Linked DNA regions of Homo sapiens: region 2 is linked to region 1. Evidence: chromatin loops called from intact Hi-C (ENCODE). Cell type or tissue: GM12878. All regions are shown on one strand. Links, peaks and the distances in the headings refer to the core of each region. The heading gives the core; the rest is flanking DNA. Region 1 has its middle 6.8 kb from the start of BSDC1. Region 2 overlaps ZBTB8B (zinc finger and BTB domain containing 8B).

Evidence for each region. Hi-C counts contacts between places; a loop is a spot of excess contacts. Peaks named below come from ENCODE experiments on the same cell type or tissue, not always from the same donor. Only the 100,000 strongest peaks of a DNase experiment are listed, where the experiment ranks them.
Region 2: it touches region 1 in a loop (3-fold over the local background); 2 of 110 quality-filtered maps call a loop at or near these places.

Annotation. Positions count from the first base shown.
Region 1 is chr1:32,399,736-32,402,653 of GRCh38, reverse strand. It overlaps the pseudogene GAPDHP20. Among named protein-coding and RNA genes, the nearest start is that of BSDC1, 6.8 kb to the right of the region's middle. RefSeq lists an enhancer at 1,742-1,861. In GM12878, for the core only: a CTCF peak has its summit at 1,646 (motif pointing left); a DNase peak (open chromatin) is centred at 1,669.
Region 2 is chr1:32,492,646-32,495,563 of GRCh38, reverse strand. It overlaps ZBTB8B (zinc finger and BTB domain containing 8B), which reads right to left. Exons shown (of 4, transcript NM_001145720.2): 4 at 1-2,918. Among named protein-coding and RNA genes, the nearest start is that of ZBTB8B, 29 kb to the right of the region's middle. In GM12878, for the core only: no CTCF peak of the experiment used is centred there; a DNase peak (open chromatin) is centred at 1,229.

The sequences.
Region 1 (2,918 bases), core at 136-2,635:
TGTTTAGCTGCCCTGCCCAAGGTCATCCATGACAACTTTGGCATCATGGAGGGACTCATGGCCACAGTTGGTGCCAATATTGCCACCCAGAAGACTGTGGATGGCCTCTCTGGGAAACTGTGGCGTGATGGCCACAGGACTCTCCAGGACATCATCCCTGCATTTACCCACTCTACCAAGGCTGTGGGCAAGGCCATCCCTGAGCTTAACAGAAAGCCCACTGGCATGGCCTTCCATGTCTCCACTGCCAACATGTGGGTTGTAGACCTGATCTGCCATCTGGAGAGAGCTGCCCAAATATGATGACATCAAGAAGGTGGTGAAACTGGCATCGGAGGCCACCCTCAAGGGCCTCCTGAGCTACACAGAGCACCAGGTTGCCTCCTCCAACTTTAACAGAGACACCCACCTTTTCCACCTTCAATGCTGGGAATGGCATTGCCCTCAAAGACCACTTTGTCAAGCTCATTTCCTGATATGACAATGAATTTGGCTACAGCAACAGAACGATATACCTTATGGTCTACATGGCCTCCTAGGAGTAAGGGCCCTCTGAACCACCAGCCCCAGTGACAGCACGAGAAGAAGAGAGGCCCTCAGCTGCTGGGGAGTCCCTGCCAAACTCAGTCCCCCACCACACTGAGAATCTCCCCCTCCTGAACACTGTTTCCATGCCAGGCTCCCTGAAGAATGGGAGGGGACTATGAGACCGCACTTTGTCATGTACCATCAATAAAGTCCCCTGTACCCAGCCAAAAAAAGTAAAGTGAGCATAAATGATAGTGAAATATATAAAAGTAATTACATAGTGATGAGTTTGGGTTATTTATTACCTTTGTTTTTATTTTATTTATTTATTTTTTAGAAATGAGCTCTTGCTCTGTCACCCAGGCTGGAGTACAATAGTGTAATCATACCTCGCTGTAACCTTGAACTCCTGGGCTCAAGCGATCATCCTGCTTCAGCCGCCTGAAAAGTTGCGATTATAGGTGTGAGCCACCACACCCAGCTCTATAACTTATTTAATGGTAAGTTTATAAAATTTAATTAAATAATGTCCGTGTTCAACAACCAGCTTTTAAAATTCCTTTTTTTCTTTTTCTTTCTTTTTTTTTTTTTTTGAGACAGGGTCTCCCTCTGTCACCCAGGGTGGAGTGCAGTGGCTCGATCCCTGCTCACTGCAACCTCTGCCTCTCAGGCTGAAGTGATTCTGCTGCCTCAGCCTCCCAGGTAGCTGAGACTACAGGCGTGAGCCACCACACCCGGCCAAAATTCCTGAAATGTTAACAATCAGCTCTAGAGGGCTGAACTAGAACCAGTCCATGGGCTTTTAGGCATTCCCTGTGCTGCCTGCATCAGTAACTTAGGCATTTTGGTCTTACACTGGGTTCTACAAATTACGCAGCCAGTCCTCCTGCCAACTCTATGCTGGAATCTGCACGCCAAACCGAGGGCGGGCTTGGGCCTTGGAAATTTCTGAAAGGCTTGAGTCACCTCCCAGGATTATCCCAGGCCTAGCAGCCTTCCACGGAGGAACCCCACCCTGTCCAGAGGAGCCAGAAGGCCTCTCCTAGGAGCCGGGGAGATAGGGAGCCGGGGAGCCCGGGAGCCAGCTTCCCGTGAAGAATGAGTCCACAGCACCATCTGGTGGCACCTGGGTGTCAGGGCTCCTTGGGAGCAAAAGCCAGGATCCTGGGATAAGAATCACCTGCCAATTCTAATGGGGTGGGTAGGGGGAGTAGGAAAAAAATCATCTGCCAAAAGGGGTCCAGCAGTGTCAGAGGGGGGATTTGAGTCAAAGGAGGGTCTGAGGGTGTGGGATTTACCTGCATTCATACTTTGCCTAAGAGCTGCAGGAGACTGTAGAGGCCCCAAGGACAGTGAAAAAACTGAATTTCAGAGAGAAAAAGTGACAACTGCCCATAAACCAGTATTAAAATCTAGCTCTGCTGACTCCCAAACCAGTGTTCTTTCAACATACTGTTTAACTCAACAGATGTCCATTAGCCCTCTACCAGCGCCTAGCATTGTATGAGGCTCTGAGGACAGGGGTAAGGAGGTAAGACAATCATAATCCCTACATGAGGACTTTATGCCTTGCAATGTGCTAGGTGTTTTATTTATTTTCTTTAGTCATTACAACAACCAGAATTAGTATCCCAATGTTAAGGATGAAGACATTGGCCGGGCACAGTGGTTTATGCCTGTAATCCCAATACTTTGGAAAGCCAAAGCAGGTGGATCGCTAGATCCTAGGGGTTCGTAGACCAGCCTAGGCAACATAGCAAGACTCCATCTCTACAAAAAAAAAAAAAATTAAATTAGGCATGGTGGCACATGCCTGTGGTCCCAGCTACTCAGGAGGCTGAGGCAGGAGGATCACTTGAGCCTAGAAGGCTGAGGCTGCAGTGAGCCATGATCATGCTAGTGCAGTCCAGCTGGGGTGACAGAGTGAGACCTGCCTCAAAAAAAAAAAAAAAAAAAGGATGAATATGTTTGATGCCAGAGGTTATGGCAGTGAAAGGAGCCAACGGTCAAGGTACTGGGGTGAACAGATAAGGAAGACCAAAGAAACCCAAGCAAAGGGTCCCACTGAATCCACAGTCACTAGGGACATCATGGGCGAGCACTCTGCTGGGCCTGGGGGTGAGGAATGAGACAAGGTGAAGATAACGAAGGACAGGATGCCTGCAGCTATCATCTGGGTGGGGAGGCAGGACATAAGGTTGGAAGAAGTTAAGACTAGCATGAAATGCACAGAAGCTTGATTTTATTAGACAGCCTTGGGTTCAAATCCGAGTTCTGCCATTTCCTAGCTGTGTTACCTTGAGAAAGTCACCCCATATCTCAGAATCTTAGCTTTTTCACTTTTATTTAAAAAAAAATAATAGAGGCCGGGCACAGTGGCTCATGCCTGT
Region 2 (2,918 bases), core at 231-2,730, 93 kb before region 1:
TTGAGGCCACTCCTATTCTAAACTTGTAACTAGGGTGTTTCAATCTGACTGTATATAAATCAAAACAAAAATTTAGCTTGAGATTATTTCCATTTACTCCCAGGTTGATTTAACCAAATTAAAGATAATTTGCATTTTTGATGGCCCTAAGTTAATTTTAATCCCAAACTAGATAAATATTTCATTAAAAACCAGGAATACTGCATCTAGGTATTTTTAGATTAAGTGGCTAATCTGTTTTTCTAATAATTCTTATATATAATTGCAGCCCTTTAAATAAAACTAGCTTTTGCAGTAGACTGATTAAAATCCACTGAGTCAAGAAATACCTAAGAATACATTTTTACTCAATACCATCTTATCATGTGGGCTGCTGACTTAAAAATATGTGGTTTTCTGTTTCAAATAAGATTGTTCTTGTTACATTCCCTGAATCACACCCAATTTATATTTCAAAAATCAGTTAGAGGCCGGACATGGTGGCTCACACCTGTAATCTCAGCACTTTGGAAGGCTGAGGCGGGTGTATCACCTGAGGTTAGGAGTTCGAGACCAGCCTGACCAAAATGAAACCCCATCTCTTCTAAAAATACAAAAATTAGCCGGGCATGGTGGCATACCTCTGTAATCCCAGCTACTCAGGAGGCTGAGGCATGAGAACTCTTTGAACTCTGGAGGCGGAGATTGCAGTGGGCCGAGATTGCACCACTGCACTCCAGCCTGGGTGACAGAGTGGAACTCTGTCTCAAAAAAGAAAGAAGGAAAAAAATCAGCGAGGTTGGAAAAAATCACTTCAAGTTAATAATATATATATTTTTACTTTTGAAATTTTTTATAAGTAAAATGAATACATTACAATCAAACACAGAACACATATTAAGTGGACAATAAATATTTTAATTTGCCTTTTGTGTGTATGTGAGTGTGAGTGTGTTCCATGGTGGTTTATGTTTTAGATATGTGTGGTATTACAGGACAAAGAAATTAACTCCCCCATGCTCAAAATGTGATTTCCCCCTCCCTGTCTAAGCATTGCAAGAATGCAGACCATAATCACACAATGCATACTTTATCATATGAGGCCAAAACAGCATTTTCCTCTCCTGTGCCTCTGGTCTGATGGATACCCAGGGAAACAAATGTTATCTATGAATGGTCTTTTCTGCCTGCCCAAACATGTCTGTCTATTATCAGGACTGGCCTGGCAGGACCTGGTTTCTGATCCTAACCAGCTGTGTGAGAACTAGAAACGTCATTTCATCTGTCACATGGAGTTGGACTAGACTATCTCTCCTGTCCCTTCTAACTTTCAAATCTCTTGATTTAATGGTTCTGTCCTATATGTATCCTGATTTCTTTTTTTTTTTTTTTTTTTTTTTTGAGATGGAGTTTTGCTCTCGTTGCCCAGGCTGAAGTGCAGTGGTGTGATCTCAGCTCACTGCAACCTCCACCTCCTGGGCTCAAGCAATTCTCCTTCCTCAGCTTCCCAAGTAGCTGGAATTACAGGCTAATTTTGTATATTTTTAGTAGAGATGGGGTTTCACCATGTTGGTCAGGCTGGTCTCAAACTCCTGACCTCAAGGGATCCACCCACCTTAGCCTCCCAAAATGCTGGGATTACAGGCGTAAGCCCCGACGCCTGGCATGTATCCTGATTTCTGGGGTATTAATTAGTTCACATGGCCAGCCAAGACCCACTCCAGATGCAGTGGGGCTCCTCCCCATCTGTCACAGTACACTGGATCAACATAATGGGAAGTTATCTGTTGTTGTCATTTCATTTTTACTTGAAAAATAATTTACATACTATATTATTTTTTAAATAAGAAAACCATATTATTATTATTTTTTATTTTTTTGAGATGGAGTCTCACTCCGTCGCCCAGGCTGGAGTGCAGTGGCATTATCTCAGCTCACTGCAACCTCTACCTCCCGAGTTCAAGCGATTCTCCTGTTTTGTATTTTTAGTAGAGACGGAGTTTCACCATGTTGGCCAGGCTGGTCTTTAACTCCTGACCTCAGGTGATCCACCCCCGTTGACCTCCCAAAGTGCTGGGATTACAGGCATGAGCCACTGCTCCCGGCCAGAAAACCATATTATTTTTTAAAAAAGAAAACCACCCAGTCAGGCACAGTGGCTCACGCCTGTAATCCCAGCACTTTGGGAGGCTGAGGCAGGCAGATCACGAGGTCAGGAGATCAAGACCATCCTGGTCAACATGGTGACACGCCATCTCTTATAAAATACAAAAAATTAGCTGGGCGTGGTGGCACACGCCTGTAGTGCCAGCTACTCGGGAGGCTGAGGCAGGGGAATCACTTGAACCTGGGATACGGAGGTTGCAGTGAGCCAAGATCGCGCCACTGCACTCCAGCCTGGCGACAGAGTGAGAGTCTGTCAAAAAAACAAAAAAAACAAACCTGATGCATATTTCCTAAAGACTACAACATTCTGATATTCTATGTATAGTATATATTTTTGCATAACTGAATAAAACACATAATTTAAACACTGTTAGTGACCAAAGCCACCATGTTTGAGAAAAGGCAATAAATTTCAGCAACTGTTTAAACTGCTTATAAATATAGTATGCCAAAGCTGGAAGTTTACTGGATAGGAAGAGTAGCTTAGACAGAAAGCGTCTCTGAGGCTCTATGACTGGCTAGGTACCCGACCCACGCGTTCTCAGAGTACCCTGTGCTTGTCCCTGTTGTCACACCCAACATGCCGTGTTATAACTGCCAGTCTCTGTGATTACACACTGCAGGATCCTTGAGGGCAGGGATGGTGCTGGTTCACTGAAGTACCCTTCGTGCTTGACATACAGTAAAGACTCCATAAATAATTGTTTGATAACTACTGAATGAGTAACCAGCCATCTTCACTCATTGATCTGCTGGGAGCAACAGAAGCAGGC